Linked DNA regions of Mus musculus: region 2 is linked to region 1. A link is a loop called in an ENCODE intact Hi-C map of the cell type or tissue named here. Cell type or tissue: left cerebral cortex. All regions are shown on one strand.

Region 1 (8,000 bases):
CACACCATTTTCTTGTGAAAATGTAGATAAAGGGGCCAGAGAGATGGCTCATTTGGTACAGTGCCTACTGAACAAGTATGAGAACCTAAAACTCCCATACAAAGCTGTGTGCTGCAAACGAGTGAATAAGCAAAGAGCAGAGACAGCTAGGCTAGCCCAACTCATGAGTTCCCCATTCTGTGAGAGACCCTGTCTCAAAGTAACAAAGGAGAGTAATCAAGGAAACTGCCAATCATCTTCTGGCCTCCACATCCCTGCTCACAACTGCCTGCATGCAGGTGTTCATACACTTAAATTAGCAAGTACACATACCACACAACACACACAACAACTCAACACAGTACAACACACACCAATGTGCATTTAAATGACACCTACACATTGTGACTATAGAAAATATTTTTAACTATTAACAAAAAAATCCATAACTATTTACTAGTGGTACCTTATCCTATTAGAAATGTGAAAGCTATAGGTTACAGTATTGTAAGGTATGTGGCACAGATCAAAGTGTTGCTGTCCCATCTCAAAGCAGATTAAGTTTAGAGATGTTTGTATTCAAAGGCTGTTTATTTTGCTGCCTTAACTCTTGGGCTGTCTACCCAGTGTGTATAGTCTCTGTTGGAAATTGAATCTGTGTCAGATTCATTTGCCATTATTTTTTAGAGAATCATATCTTGATACAGTTGTTGTCAATGAGATCATGGACTCTGCATTTTGAAGCACGGGCACTAGAAATTTTAATGAACCCTCCCAGGTAAGTAGTGTGCAGACCGATGAGATGTCTCAAACACTTTTTGATTATGTTTACAACCTGAATTCTATCTCCAGAATTCACAAGATTGAAGGAATGAATTGACTCCTGAAAGTTGTTCTCTGATCTCCAAATGCCTACTATAGTACATACAAGCTTCTGCACACTTACCACACAAATAAAGAAATAAATATTTTAAAACTAACATAGCAGACTGTTCTCAATAACCCATATAATTACATACTTTCATACCTTTTTTGTTATCGTGTGTGTGTGTGTGTGTGTGTGTGTGTGTGTGTGTGTGTGTGTGTGTGCGTGTGTTTGCAGGCTCTGTTCCACCTGTACTTGTAGAAGTCAGAGGCAATCCTAACTTTACCTGCCAAGTCACCCTAGTGGCCCAAACTCTATGTACTTTCAAAGGCTCTTCTTTGAATGTACTTCTATTTCATCCTTGTCAGAAACATGTCTAAGACTTTTCTGAAGCCTCACAACTGCAAAGCTTCTTTTGCAAAATATAATCTCACCACTTCCATATTTTGTATACCTTTATTATAGCTGCTGTCACACTGGGTTGGACATTTCCTCCCACCAAAGCAGTCTATGAATCACCTTACAGACAAGAAAGGAATGCTACCACAAGCCCCAGTGCTGGCCCCAGTTCCCAGCTCAGTAAACATGTCATGATAGCGATGGACTGAGCATCCTGTGGACATCTCTGTCATCTGTCCCTTCCTTGGCTTTCCCACTCATCACCTATATCTATGAAAGAATTGTTGGTAGAATATATACATGTTCAGTAGCATGGTGGGCTTCAGCTGGCTTTGACAGCACATTATGGAAAGCAATAGAGAGCAAAAGCAAAAACAAGTCATCCTAATTTTACCAACATCTACAGGAGACAGCAAATCACATTCAATTCAAACAACTTCCTTTCTCACTGTCTGATACTGACAGACACTCCAAACTTTCTTTATCCTACATTTTCATTTCTGAAGGATGCTGTCCACATTGGTCTTCTCTTTACCTCTGCCGTACCCCCCATCTCTGTGTGTGAGTGTGTGTGTGTGTGTGTGTGTGTGTGTGTGTGTGTGTGTGTGTGTGTAAACAGACACATCTCTGTCTTCTGGAGCTGTATTGTTGTCTTCCCAACAAGAAGCCTTCTATGGCTTCTTCTGGAACTTTGCACAAAGGAATAATTCTCCCTTGGCCCATTTCCTTACTAACAGTTATCTGAGGGTGCATCTTTGAGGAATTTTTAAAATTAAAAAATTAAATGTCAGAAAAAATAAAAATTATGATATGTTGAATGTTTACCTTTTTAAATGGACCTAGATGAGACAAAAATACAATTGTCAGGGGACTATTGAAGGGTCTTCAACAGTCATTTACAGTCCTCTATTGGCAGTACATATGAGGAGTGTTCTGCCGGCTGAAAGTCATTTGCCTGAGAACATTCATGAACCCCAGGTGGAAGTGTCTGACTTTGTTTCAAGAGAACATCAAAACCATTCTTTATGGAACATTTGTAAAGGAAAGCTCATATTTACACAATTCTGTCACTAGTACAAACAAAAACCACACAGAAAAATGCATGCAAAAATAGTCTTGTCAAGTCTGCCTTCACCTTTTCTGTTTTATTTCTTACTTTGTGATCTGACACAGACATCAAGCATTCACTTCCAAAAATACCTCTTAGTTCTGAGAAGATGGAGTTGCGTGTTCTTTCCCTTGAGGACTGCTGTTTCTCAAGAGGAGAGTTTAGAGGGAGCATGGAGAGTAGGGTCTGGCTAGGGGGAGTAAACCCCTGAATTTCATGGACAGAGTTCCAGAGTTAGGTGGCTTATTACTTGAAGTGTGACTTCAGACCAATTAATAGTCTCTCTGAGGATTGCCTTTTTTCTTCTTTGTTGAATGAGTATTATCAAGGAATGGGTTTCACAGGGAAGCTTGAGGGAACATAGGGGACAATGTGTGAGTGTGTAAACCTAATGCCTATGTAGAATGATAGTTAAAATGGACATATGCATGAGAGAAGGAGAGAGAGAGAGAGAGAGAGAGAGAGAGAGAGAGAGAGAGAGAGAGAAGAAGAACAAGAAGAACAAGGAGGAGAAGGAGCAGGAAGGGAGGGAGAAGGAGAGGAGGGTGGGATGAGAAGGGAGAGAAGGAGAGAGGGAGAGACGCAGGGAGGGGGAGAGAGGGAGGGAGGGAGGGAGGGAAGGAGGGAGAGAAGGGAAAGGAGGGAGGGAGGGAGAGAGGGGAAGTGAGGAAGGGAGAGAGGGAGGGGGAGGGAGTGAGGAAGAGAGAGAAAATTTGTGAGTCAGCCATTCCAAACAAATCTGGAACATTTGGAAGGGATGGAAGGAGGCTAAAAAGCAAGGGAAGAGAGATGAATTTGGCAGTGGCAACCAGTCCTCTGCTTGGCAGTGATTAACCTGGCAGTGGTCCAGTAGTGGAGTGTGACTTACACTGTGAAAGTGTTCAAGAAGAGAATGGTAAATTCACTTGTATCTGTCTAGTTCAAAAGATTTGGTTTCTAAAGATTTGGTACAGCTGCGTTTATAACTTCTTGAGTACATGTTATGTGGGTTTCTCGTGGAGAAAAAAAACAAGAGTATAACTTCTTTACATCTGTACTTCATGCTTCATGGTCCTTTAAATAAAACTTTGTTGATAAGTGCCTAATGTGTAAAAAGCTCTGCATGCTAAACACACACATTTCAATGAGTTTAGAGCTGTGCACTAGTAACCATCATGACTATCAAAAGTTTTCCCCACCCCCATCTGATTTTTTTTATTACTTTGTTCTTTTATTCTCTTACCTAGCCATAGGAACATGCACCTATATTTGCAAATTGTGGGGGCTGAGACAAAAGGATATTCGTTTTGAGGACATCCTTGTCTGTATAATGAGACTTTATTTCAGAACAAAATACACAGAGAGAGACTTAAAAATCTATCACTAGGTTCTAGCTCTTTTTGTCTTAAAATGTATTATGACTAGACATGTATGAATGTTTTGCCTGCATATATGTATCTTTGCCATGTGTGTGGCTTGTATCTGTAATAGCTAGAAGCAGATGTTTAATTCCCTTGAACTGAGTTACAGATGGTTGTGAGCTATCATGTGAGTCCTGGGAACTAAACCCAGGTCCTCTGCAAGAGAAGCAAATGCTCATAGCCTCTGAGCCATCTGTCCAGCACTCTAGGATCCAGCTCTTAAAAGATCTATCATTTCCACACAGGGAAGCACAACTCCTATGTATGGAACTGTGGGGGCACTCACAAGCCCTGGCCATATCTCACCAGGCAGTGTGACATAAAGTAGATCTTCAGTACATACAAAATGTCAGACATTGCAACCATTAATTCCCAATTTCTCCCTCTTTGTAGCTCTGGCAACCACCATTCTGATGGCTGTTTGCTGGAATTTTCGGTATGAGGTTTGACAAAGATGTGTGAGGATACAATAGTCACCAATCTGTCTGCCTCCAGATTCACCCAGACTGTGACTTTTGGAATTCCTTCTTGTGAATCTATGTGATATCACCTTGTCTGTACACACCATGGCTTCTATATCTTTTGCCCACGAGCACCAGTGGACATGTAGGATGTTTCTCTATCTCTGTTACTGTGAAGGATGCTGCAGTAACCATTGGCATGCAGCTAGCACTCTAAGGTCCCTTTTTCAGTTCACTTTTACATGCAGCCAGAAGTGAGGCTAGCCAGTCATCAGTTTGTTCCAGGTTTACATTTTTATGGACCATCACACTGTTTTCTGTAGTAAATGAACCAAGTTACTTTCCAAACAACATTGTCAACATTTCTGTTTTTCTACATCCTCACCAACACTTGATATCCTGTTTTTGTGCTGGCTATTTTACCTCTTTGTGGTTTTGCTTTCTTTTTTGGAGATGATTCGTGCTGCTGAGCATTTCTTCAAAGACTTGCTTGTCTTTTGCTTTTTAAATAAGAACTCTCTATTTCAATATCTCGGCCATTAAAATTAATTTATGTCTTTAATATTATTTTGCTAGTAAGTTGGATTAGTTCCCTGTATATTTGGAATTTTAAAGCAACAATAAGGGAAATTAAGGTATACAAATAAATGAAACAAGGTTCTTGCTTACACACTGAAAGAATTAAGATTGTCTAACCTATAGTATCTACTCAAAGCCATCTACATAGAGTTAATGTCCTGGCTAACAAAATCACGAAGATGCTTTTTCCCAGAAGTAGAAAAATAGAATCTTTCAACTTCATAATGACCCAAAGGCTGAAATGAGCCAAAATACATTTTCCCAGGAAGACCAAAGAGGAGGCATCTTTGAGGTGTACTACTTGATTTCAAAATAGACCTTATGGGTATCTAATCAGAACAATGTGCACTGGCATGAACATAGGCATGGAGATGCTAACAAACCTGAAACATAGAGTGTTCAGTTTTCAAAAAGGCTGTGGAGATGCACAATGGAGAAAATAGAGTCTAGAGTAGGGGCGGGCTAACCAAAGTAGGAAACAAAAGCACAAATAAACAAATGCATTACATCACATTAGAAGGCTTCTGTATAGTGAAGCAAACACTCAACAAGACACACAGGCAATCCACCAAATGCAAGGGAGTATTTGTTCAGTATACATGTGATACGGGGTAACACCCCAAAGAAATTTCAGAATCATCTCCATTCATTTCACACAGTCAACTCCCTTTATGTAACCTAAGCAGTTCGTTGCTTTATGCCTCGTCATCTCTAGAAGTTACCATGTGCCTCTAGACTTTATTTTAATGGATATTTATGGTGTAATTTACACTGATGTGAGACACACAATGGATCCTTTCTGTGCTGTTAAGACCTGGAATTTTGTGTATGGAGGATAGGATTCGTGTCATTTCCCAGGTTGCTATTAAGAAAACACAAGCTATAAAGTTTAGTGGAGTGGGGCTCCTGGGTCTGAGTCACACAGCTTAGAAACCCCTTTGCACAGACTTTTGTTTCTGTCTTTCATTTTCACAAAGTGCTGATCTTATTTGACTTAAATATTAACTTTAGAACACTTTAGCAACTCATTAACTCTCCTTTTCTCAATTCACCATAAGAAGTTTACTATGACCAAACTGAAAGGAGTCCTATGATTAACACACCCCTCTGTGTGTGTGTCTCCCTCTCTCCCTCTTCCTCCCTCTCCCTCTCCCTCCCTCCCTCCCTCCCTCTCTCTCTCTCTCTCTCTCTCTCTCTCTCTCTCTCTCTCTCTCTCTCTCTCTCTGTCTCTTTGCCTCTGTCTGTCTCTGTCTACATCTCTCTGTCTCTGTCTCTCCCTGTCTCTCTCTGTCTCTCTCTCTCTGTCTCTCTCTTTGTCTCTGTCCCTGCCCCCCCCAATCTACCTCTACCTCTCTCTCTCCTTTCAGGTATCATGAGAAAGAATTTGGATTCTTTATTAACACATACAGTGGATTTTAAGCATGTTTGCTCAACTCCAGGGACATAATGCTTAGGATATCTGGAGTAATTTTAGACTATTAACAACTGATGGGATTCTATTGACATGATCATGTAAATAAACTCCAGCAATGGTACCAAATGCCTACCTTGTCCACAGATACTGTTTCTAGCAAAATACTCTCCCACTTTATATCTTATTTGGGGAGAAATTGAAAATTTTTGATGTGAAGAGAAAGAGTTTTCCCAGCAATGTTGCTTCCAAGAATATATGTGGACTTCTCCTTTATAGAACTAATCTCTTGATCTCCATAAATTTATCTTCTGGCTTCCAGGGACTCAATGATGACTGGTTTGGACTGTATATAAATGCCTACATTTGAATGCTAGTGTGGTATTTTGAATATGCTTGGCTCAGAGAGTAGCACTATTTGGAGGTGTGGCCTTGTTGGAAGAAGTGTGACCCTCCTCCTAACCACATGGGAGTCAGTTATCACCAACCAGCCTGTAGATGAAGATGTAGAATTCAGCTCCTCCTGCACCATTCCTGCCTTGATGATAATGGACTGAACCTCTAAGCCTGTAAACTAGCCCCAATTAAATAGAGGCTTATAAGACTTGTCTTGGTCATGGTGTCCGTTCACAGCAGGAAAACCCTATCTAAGACAGAAGTTGCTTGGTCCAAGCATATTCAAACTACCACAGCTAGTAGAATCATATTTTATAAATGTGACCTTGGATAGATACTTTAGTCTTCTGATCCTATTTTTATACCAGTGAAATTATTTCAAACATTTAAAAATTAGTAGTAATACTTCGGATGTCTTCAGTGCACATTGAGTATGGTTGCCTATTTATAGCCCTAAAAGTATTTGATCATCACAGAGTCCCAAGAAGCACTGCTGTCATAGCTTCGTCATTATTATATAAGCTGGAAAAGCCACCAGAGGCCCTTATTATAATTGTCATATTCATTCCGTGCATTAAGTTCCCAAGGAGAGTCACAGATGGTCCCTAGCATTTCTATGTGACTTTTCTTCATGAGAGGAGAGCATGCCATAGGGATCACCCCAGCCAGTCATGTCCTCACCTATGAGTAGGGAAAGACAAGTGCAAGGACTGAATCAAGTTTTAAAATTTTATGACTTGGACTTCATTAACACAGCCACCAAAAACCTGTTCGCTTTCTCACTGACCTCAGCCATTAATTTCTTCAACAAACTGTTGATATTCATATCATTAGCAGCTGCATTGATGGTTTAATTAAAATTTGAACACGCCGTCCAATTTAAGCCACCTGCTATGTTATATTTCCACTTAGATCTTAAAAGCACAAAATGTCCTCTCTCTCTCTCTCTCTCTCTCTCTCTCTCTCTCTCTCTCTCTCTCTCTCTCTCTTTCTTTTTTGTTAACTGGTTGGAATGCAAAGCAGGGAAAGGCTATGATGGTGGAATTCTGCCAAAGTCCATTAATCTGGTTTCAAGGTGTATGTGTGACTTCTACACACCTAAGATCTAGAAAGGGGGTTCTAAATTGCAACAATGGTTAGGAAGTCTCCAGTTGAGGTGTTCTCTGTCCACAGTTCATGGTCAAGTCATCTTAATATTTAGCCTCTTGTTGTGTACCTTTTAACTAATGGGCATTAAGATCAATGGGTCTTAAGTTTTCTATTACTTAAAAAGATCATTGAACTTACACTTCAGAGTGGGTTATTTTTACATGCCAATATATGCATCATCCATGAGGTTACTGAAAACTAAAACTTCAAATGGCCTCAAGATGTAACAGTATTTGATGAAAAATCTTTTAGA
Region 2 (8,000 bases), 150 kb after region 1:
GTATTCAAGGCTCTTTCCTTCCTCCGGCCCTTTCTCTTCTATTAGATTCAGTGTATCTAGTTTTATGTGGAGGTCCTTGATCCATTTGGACTTGAGCTTTGTACAGGAAGATAAGAATGGATCAATTTGCTTTTTTCTTCATGTTCACTGCCAGTTGAACCAGCACCATTTTTTGAAAATGCTGTCCTTTTCCACTGGATGGTTTTAGCTCCTTTGTTAAAGATCAAGTGACCATACATGCGTGGGATCATTTCTGCGTCCTCAATTGTATTCCATTGATCTACCTGCCTGTCACTGTACCTATACCATGCAGTGTTTTTGTTTGTTTGTTTGTTTGTTTGTTTTTTATCACTGTTACTCTGTAGTACAGCTTGAGATCAGGGATGGTGATTCCCCCAGAAGTCCTTTTATTCTTGATATAAGTTTTCACTATCCTGGTTGTTTTGTTTTTGTTTTTTGTTATTCCCAATAAATTTGAGAATTACTCTTTCAAACTGCATGAAGAACTGAGTTGGAATTCTGATGGGGATTACATTGAAACTATAGATTGCTTTAGGCAAGATGGTCATTTTTACTATATTAATCCTGCCAATCCATGAGCATGGGAGAGTCTTTCAACTTCTGAGATCTTCTTCAATTTCTTTCTTAAGAGACTTGAAGTTCTTGTCATACAGATCTTTCACTTGCTTGGTTAGAGTCACACCAAGATATTTTATATTGTTTGTGAATATTGTAAAGGGTGTCATTTCCCTAATTTCTTTCTCAGCCTGTTTATCCTTTCAGTATAGGAAGGCTACTGACTTGTTTGTGATAATTTTATATCCAGAGACTTTGCTGAAGTTGTTTAACAGCTATAGGAGTTCTCTGGTGGAATTTTTGGGGTCACTTAGGTATACAATAATGTAATCGGAAAATAGTGGTAGTTTGATTTTTTTTCTGTCCCAATTTGTATCCCTTTGACCTCCTTTTGTTGTCCAATTGTTCTAGCTCGAAATTCAAGTATTATATTGAATAGATAGGGAGAGAGTGGGCAGTCTTGTCTAGTCCCTGATTTTAGTGGGATTTCTCCAAGTTTTTCTCCACTTAGTTTTGATGTTGGCTACTGGTGTGCTGTATATTGCTTTCACTATGTTTAGGTATGGGCCTTGAATTCCTGATCTTTCCAAGACTTTTAACATGAAGGGATGCTGAATTTTGTCAAATGATTCTTCAGCATCTCCTGGCTTCATTCTTAATCATGTAATTTGCATCTCCAATGAAATTATTTCAAGGCAGCAGAGCCTATCCTTCATTAATTGATAAAGTGGGAAATGCCAGTAGAAAAGAAGTCTCTTGCCAGAAATCCATGTCATTGGGCAGAGCGGGAGGGTGTTTGATCTCAGCTTTAGCTGATTTCAAAGACAGTGTCTTCTGCAATGCCAAGAGAATGAGAATGGGATCTTAAGGATCAGATTCAAGTTCTAGTCTCACCTTTAAGCATGTAGCCTTGATGAAATTACAAACTTTCCATGCACTTCAATTTTTGCCATCCTCTGCTATTTTAGGGGGCCCATAGTGCCACCTTGGATGAATTTGTTCTATATAGTAGCAACTAAAAGTACCAAGGTACTAGAAATTACTCCATTTAGAAGCTATCTTGTTCATTTAGTTTTGTTTAATTTTTAATCACATTTATTTACCATTGTTCTGGAGAGAGTAAAGGACATATACAGAGGACATGGGGAAGTTAGAGGACAACTTGGAGAGTCAGATTTCTCTTTCCAACATGTGGCTCCCCAGTTCTGAGTTCAGGTGAGCTTGACAGCAAGACCCTTTACCTGCTGGGCCACCTCACTAGCTCCCTTGTTTTGTTTTTGAGCCAAAGTCTCCTCACATGACCCAGTCTAGCTTTGAACTCAGCACTTAATGTGGGATTACAAGCCTATACTGCCTTATCAGCTTTTGTTTGATTAGCAACCAAAGGTGTTAAATTTAGTTGCTTTCCTATTTTAATCATAATAAAAACCAATCTAAGTTTGAAAGAGTGTTGAGCTGAGCTGTCCAATATCTATGTCTGTTTGTATAAGTTACAAAGTCCTAATATTGATCCGTGATTTGATACCAAGAAAAAGCATATAATTTCAAGTGTATCCATTCATATAAAAATACAAGCATGTTTATCAAAGTGATTCCAACTTGAATAGGTAAGAAAGAAAGAAACTGCTATAGAGCATGGTGATACTGGTATCTCTCTTATTTCCATTCAAGATGAAAACCTCAAGCCAGAGCTGGGGAGATAGCTCAGTAGGTAAAGTACTTGTCATACAACCAGAAAGACTTAAGAGGATTGCAAGAACCCAAGTAAAAGCTGGGCATGGTTGAACACATCTGAAAGCCCAGGACCGGGAGACTGAGACAGGTGGATCGTGGGGGCTTTTAAAAAGCTCCAAGTTCAGGAAGAGACCCTGTTCCAAGAAAGTAAGACGGAGAGTCTGGCATGTGACACAGCAGGTAAAATTGTTTCTAGAAAATCTTGAGAGCTAAAATTCCTCTCCTTGGGACCCACATAAAAGTTAGGTGGATACAGCAGGCTTCCTGTAATGGCAGCCTTGGAAGCCAGAGACAGGGAAGCCCAAGCACAAGCTGGTTGTCTAGACTAAGACAGGGAGATCTAGCTTTAAATGGGAGATCTTGTCCAACATCTAAGCTAGAGAGATAAAGGGATATCTTGACATCATCCTCTGGCTTCTATGCACGTCCATCCCATCCACATGAATAAGTACATGCATATATCTGTGCACACATGCTGGCTTAGTCAGGGTTCTCTACAGTAACAGAACTTACCAAATGACTCTCTGTTTATATAGAAAGGGGGGTTATTAGAATGACTTCCTCCTAATCCAACAATAGCCAACTGTGGACGGAGAGTCCAAGAATAGGTAGTAGGTGTTCACTCCACAAGGCTGGATATCTTAGCTGGTCTTGAGTATAGACCAGAATCCGGAAGAAGTAGGCTCTGATGCCATTGAAGGAACAGACTTAATAACAAAGAGAGGGCAATTAGGCAAAGAGCCAAAGCTTCTGTCCTCTGTATCCTTATGTAGACTTCTGGTAGAAGGTTTGGCTCAGATCAAAGTTTTGCCTTCCCCTGTCAAGACACAAATTAAAGGCATGTGACTTCCATCTGGGAATTTACATAATTCTAGATGTAAACCAAGAATACATATCACAGATGCAAATACTGAGTACACATACACAACACACAACACACAAATACACACAGGCCACCAGCTGATTCTCACAGCGAATCGTGAGTGCCACTGCACAGCAGGGCAGGGTAGCCTAGTGACTGAATTCCTCCCTCCAACTCAGTTGTCTGCTTATGAGAGCCCTCAGTGTATCTCTGGCTCAGTTTTCCCAAGGTGTCAAAAGAACCTTAGCTTTTATGTGAAGCAGAGTGTTTGCTCCTTACTCGTGAAGTTTCCACTTTTGTGGGGCAGATTGTAGGTGGGCGAGATGAAGATTCCAGATTTGGAAATAGGAGCAACTTCTTGGCACAATGGTCTGTCATAAAATGATCACAAGAGCAGTGTTACCCAGCTGTGTCTCTCAACTGCAGTTTCCCCATCTGTAAATATAGATATTAGTTGCAACTACATGGGATATTAGGGGATTAAATAAGTTATGAACTAGTGAGCACTATATAAGTATAAATCATTATAACATGATCATTATTTTATATATATTAAGACCAAAGGGCATAACCTCTTTTAAATAATTATTCTTCACTCCTTTTCTCTCTTACATATTACATATCTAATTTTATCCTAGCAGAGTTTTGCTTTCTAAACCAGATTGTACTGAGCCTTCATGCATACCATGGCGTGCCTAGGAGTGAGTGTTCCCGTTTACCTGTAACAACAGCTATTAGTGGTTGGGTGATGGCTTAGGGCTCTTTCACAGAGTCCTGTTTCCTCCTTAGGTGTTATTCTGCCTCGTTAGGGAGAGAAAACCAGAGGAGCTGTCATATGCCACCTGTCATTCCTCTAGATTTAGACATGAAAATTGATTCCAGACAGAAGAAAGAAAATGAGCTCCACTCATCTGTGGTCCTCATCTCTGAGTGGCCCCATGTCTTTAAGGAGCCATCAAGGATGTAACAGAAAGCATCTTACATTGAGATGCCAGAACGAAGCCATTTTGTATTTCACAGAGGGTTGGATTTTGTGGACTCCCCTCTGAAATATCTGGTTATTATGTACTTATTATTTGTAAAATAAAATGTGTCTTTTATACAGCCCTTGCTGCCCTGTCTTCAAAGTCCAAATCTCCAGCAGATGCCTATGTTGGCTGCTTCACCAAATGCTTTTACTTACCAAAACTCAGTTGCCTACCTTAATATTGACATGGGTCTCTGAGGCGTTCTGCGAGTTAGCACTTTTTTAAAAAAATACATAATTTAACATCTTGTCTGTTTCTCCCAGAGAAGATGAAGTGACAAAGAAAAACACCAACGTTAGTACAGAGTGAGCAGCTACAGGAGAAGTCAGCAACCACACAGAGAAAGAAGGGATAATGGTACTACGAATGTAGATGAAATCATTACTATAATTGAACAATAGATAGCATCACAATGTATCTGGGACTTGAGTTAATTTGTCTTTGGTTGGTGCGTGTTGTCTGTTTGCTCTAGTTCGAGTTTTGAACATCCATGATAAGTAGGAGACAGCCTGGAACAGCAATACAGACTAGTGGGAAGGGACCTATTCCTAAATCAGCACTATATTCTCTGTGTTAACTGAAGTGAAATCCCAATGGGAAAAGCAGAATGTGCCCCATTGTCTGCTGCACGGAGGCCCTGAGGTCTGAGCCTCCTTCACCATCAGGTGCCTACATGCATCTTTTCTATCTGCTCGGGCTCGTGCTTATGCCCACTGCCATTCCCTCACTACATGAGCCTGGGAACACGGATTACTGGCTTATTTTTGCAGGTTGATTTAAAAATCAATTCTATCTGAACGAATCCATTATGGCCAGTATTACATGACACAAACAACTGTAGGCGTATTTCGTGTCTTTTTCCATTTTCATATCTCTTTATTATACAAATGTTTGTACATCCCCACTACATGACCACATCTAGGCTAGGCACAGAGAAACTCCACATCATGTGAGGTTGATAAGACAGGGTGCTTTAAGGGGCATTCACAAGCATTCACAAGAAGAGGGCCTTTGTCCAGATCAATGCTCTTGACATTGGGGATTGGTTTTAGTAAATGTCCTGTACTCTGTGACCTATAGAGCAAACAAACCTCTCAATCAAACTAAATTCCAATAGCACCTCTTCCACAGTCAGGGCATTCAAATATGTCATGAGACATTGTCTGGAAATGTCCTCAAAAGGATCAATTAACTCTATCTGAGAACCACTGACACAAGGCTGGACAGCATTGAGTATGGTGAAGTCATATTACCAACTGTAGGCCACAGTGCAGTATACTTCCAATGGCCCCTGGACATTGGCTTTCTAATTTATAGCCCATGACACAGAGACAATGACTTAATCTCTCTGGGCTTCAGTTTTCTATGTGTAAAATTTGGATAAGAATACATTATGATGATGACAATGGTGATCAGCAATGTGTCACTTGTATATCTTTCTCCTCTCTGGATGGTACACTACTTCTTCAGAGTAAGAACCTGTATGGCTATCTTTTAATCTAGCCTCATGACACCTTCACAGAGACATCAGTGCTAAGAAAGGAATGTGATGCCTTTGACTCAAGCCTTGGTTTTCTGGTCAAGTCATGGAACCCAGCCACACAGCTCCTGAACACCAGGCCTATGTATCAGTGCAGAGACAAAAGCTGTGAGGAACATTAGCAGCTATTCAGAGCTGGGGGGAAGATCAAAGGAATTAACTACTAGGATAGTCTTCCCTGAATAGTTGCACATAGTGTGTTCCCAAATAAACATCTGGATGTGGGGACAGATGCCAGAGGGGTGGCAGAGGTAACTTCCACATTCCACATTGCTCCAGGTAGCAAGGACACTTTAAATTAGTGGTTTTCAATCTGTGGGTCATGACCCCTTTGGGGGGAGGGAATGAAAGAACCCTTTCACAGGAGCCACATATCAAATATCCTGCATATCATATATTTACATTATGATTCATAACAATAGGAAGGTTGAGAATCACTGCTCTAGATGGTCTCCCTAATCCAGGGAGAACCTCAGGGATAGCCAGCATCTGCCCCATGACCTTTTGTGTTTTAATGCAGCATCTACAATTCTTTTGCCCTGCACCAATTAAGGAATACATGAACATTCATAGGATCAGGTTCTCATAGGTACCAGCTGTGTCTCTTTCACTGTATCACCTGAACAAGCTGTGGGAGTCCTCAGATGACAGGATGGCAGGATTTCTATACCTTCTCCTAAGCAGCTGTCCATCTCACCTCAGAACCTTATCACTCCAGCTAGACTGGGATTCTTCAGCCCACAGATGGGCTTGTTCACATTCTCAGAAACAGCGAAGGTTTCTATTGTTCTGATGAAACAATAGAGCCAAAAACCAACTTGGAGAGAAAAACATTTGCTTCTAAACAATTTTATAGTCTGTCATCCAAGGAAGTCTGGACGGGAACTCAAGGCACAAAGCTAGAGGGAGGAGCTGGAACAGAGACGATGGGGCTCTATATATTGGCTTGTTCAGTCTCCTTCACACAGCACTCCGAACTACCTGCGCAGCGATAGCGTCACCCACAGTGGGCCAGTCCCTCTCACATTATATTAGTCATTAACTAAGGAAATGCCTCCCAGCCTCATCTTACTGCAATCTTTTCTCAGCTGCGGTTCCCTCCTTTCAGATGACTCTAGATTTTCTAAGGTTGACAAAAAGCTAGCCAGCACAGAGTTTATCTACTATCATACTTAAAATTTGCTACGGCAACCCATTTTGTGCCTGAAATTCCATTCCTCCTGAGTTTTGCTTCTCCTACATTTTCTTGAAACTCACCAGAACAGTACAATGCATCCTCACAGCCTGTAGATTCTGGTTACAATGTGTCCTCACAGTCTGTAGATTCTGGAGTGCTTATGGTCTTTCTCCTCTCCCATGTCTGCCTAGGGATTGTTAGTTATCTTGCAGCTGGCCTGTTACCTCCTCCTGTGTGTTCCTTAAGCATAATAAATAGTGATCTAGATGTGCTTACTGCCCACTATGTTCTAGAGCACTGGTTCTCAACGTTCCTAATGCTGCTGCAATCCTGTAACACAGTTTTCCATGTTGGGGTGGCCCCCAACCATGAAATTAATTTGTTGCCTTTTCATAACTGTAATTTTGCTACTGTTGTGAATCATAATGTAAATATATAATATTCAGGATACATGATATGTCACCCCCGCAAGGGGTCAGGGCTCTATAGTATTCTAGAACATACCCCTATAGCCCCCCATTGAGATGCCTGCTCTACTCCATAGCCTGTGGACTACTGAGGTCCTTCTGGGCTTTACAGTTTGAGGAACCTTCTCCAGCTCTGTCAACCCTCAGGTTACCCATGCGTTGCTCTTCAACAGTCCCCTTCCTCACTAATAACCCTAATCCATTCCAGCCATGGGAAGACGTGAGAGATTCTTTTTCAAATCTGCCTCAGCTGATTTGATGGGATGCTGGAGTACAGCTGTCCATCATCTCAAGTTTCCCTTCCCCTCCCCCTCATCATCACCCCTTTCCTTCACAAGTAAATCCTGTTCTTGTATCATGAAGAGCAGCTTTATCCAGTACTCAAAACAATGGGGACAAGATATCCAGTCTCTGCATGACCTCACTACCATGAGTGGGATAATCAGATCCCTGCCTGCCCCAATTAGTGGTTCCCTCTTTAGCAGAATTATTTCCCTGCTTCTAAGAAAAACAAGCTTATCTCTATTCCACTACCTGTGTTACCCATTGCTGGAATCCAGTGAAACCCAAAACAAGTGGTAAGGACCACCCGTAATGATTTCAGTGTTTGGTGTTT

What was found. A loop is a pair of places that touch in the nucleus more often than their neighbours do. Peaks named below come from ENCODE experiments on the same cell type or tissue, not always from the same donor. Only the 100,000 strongest peaks of a DNase experiment are listed, where the experiment ranks them.
Region 2: it touches region 1 in a loop (2.7-fold over the local background); 2 of 42 quality-filtered maps call a loop at or near these places.

What each region holds. Positions count from the first base shown.
Region 1 is chr7:95,614,403-95,622,402 of GRCm38, forward strand. No RefSeq gene overlaps it. Among named protein-coding and RNA genes, the nearest start is that of Gm39049, 160 kb to the right of the region's middle. In left cerebral cortex, no CTCF peak of the experiment used is centred here; DNase peaks (open chromatin) are centred at 3,177, 3,955 and 4,201.
Region 2 is chr7:95,763,501-95,771,500 of GRCm38, forward strand. No RefSeq gene overlaps it. Among named protein-coding and RNA genes, the nearest start is that of Gm39049, 7.9 kb to the right of the region's middle. In left cerebral cortex, no CTCF peak of the experiment used is centred here; DNase peaks (open chromatin) are centred at 3,470, 3,956, 4,340 and 5,958; H3K27ac peaks cover 994 bases.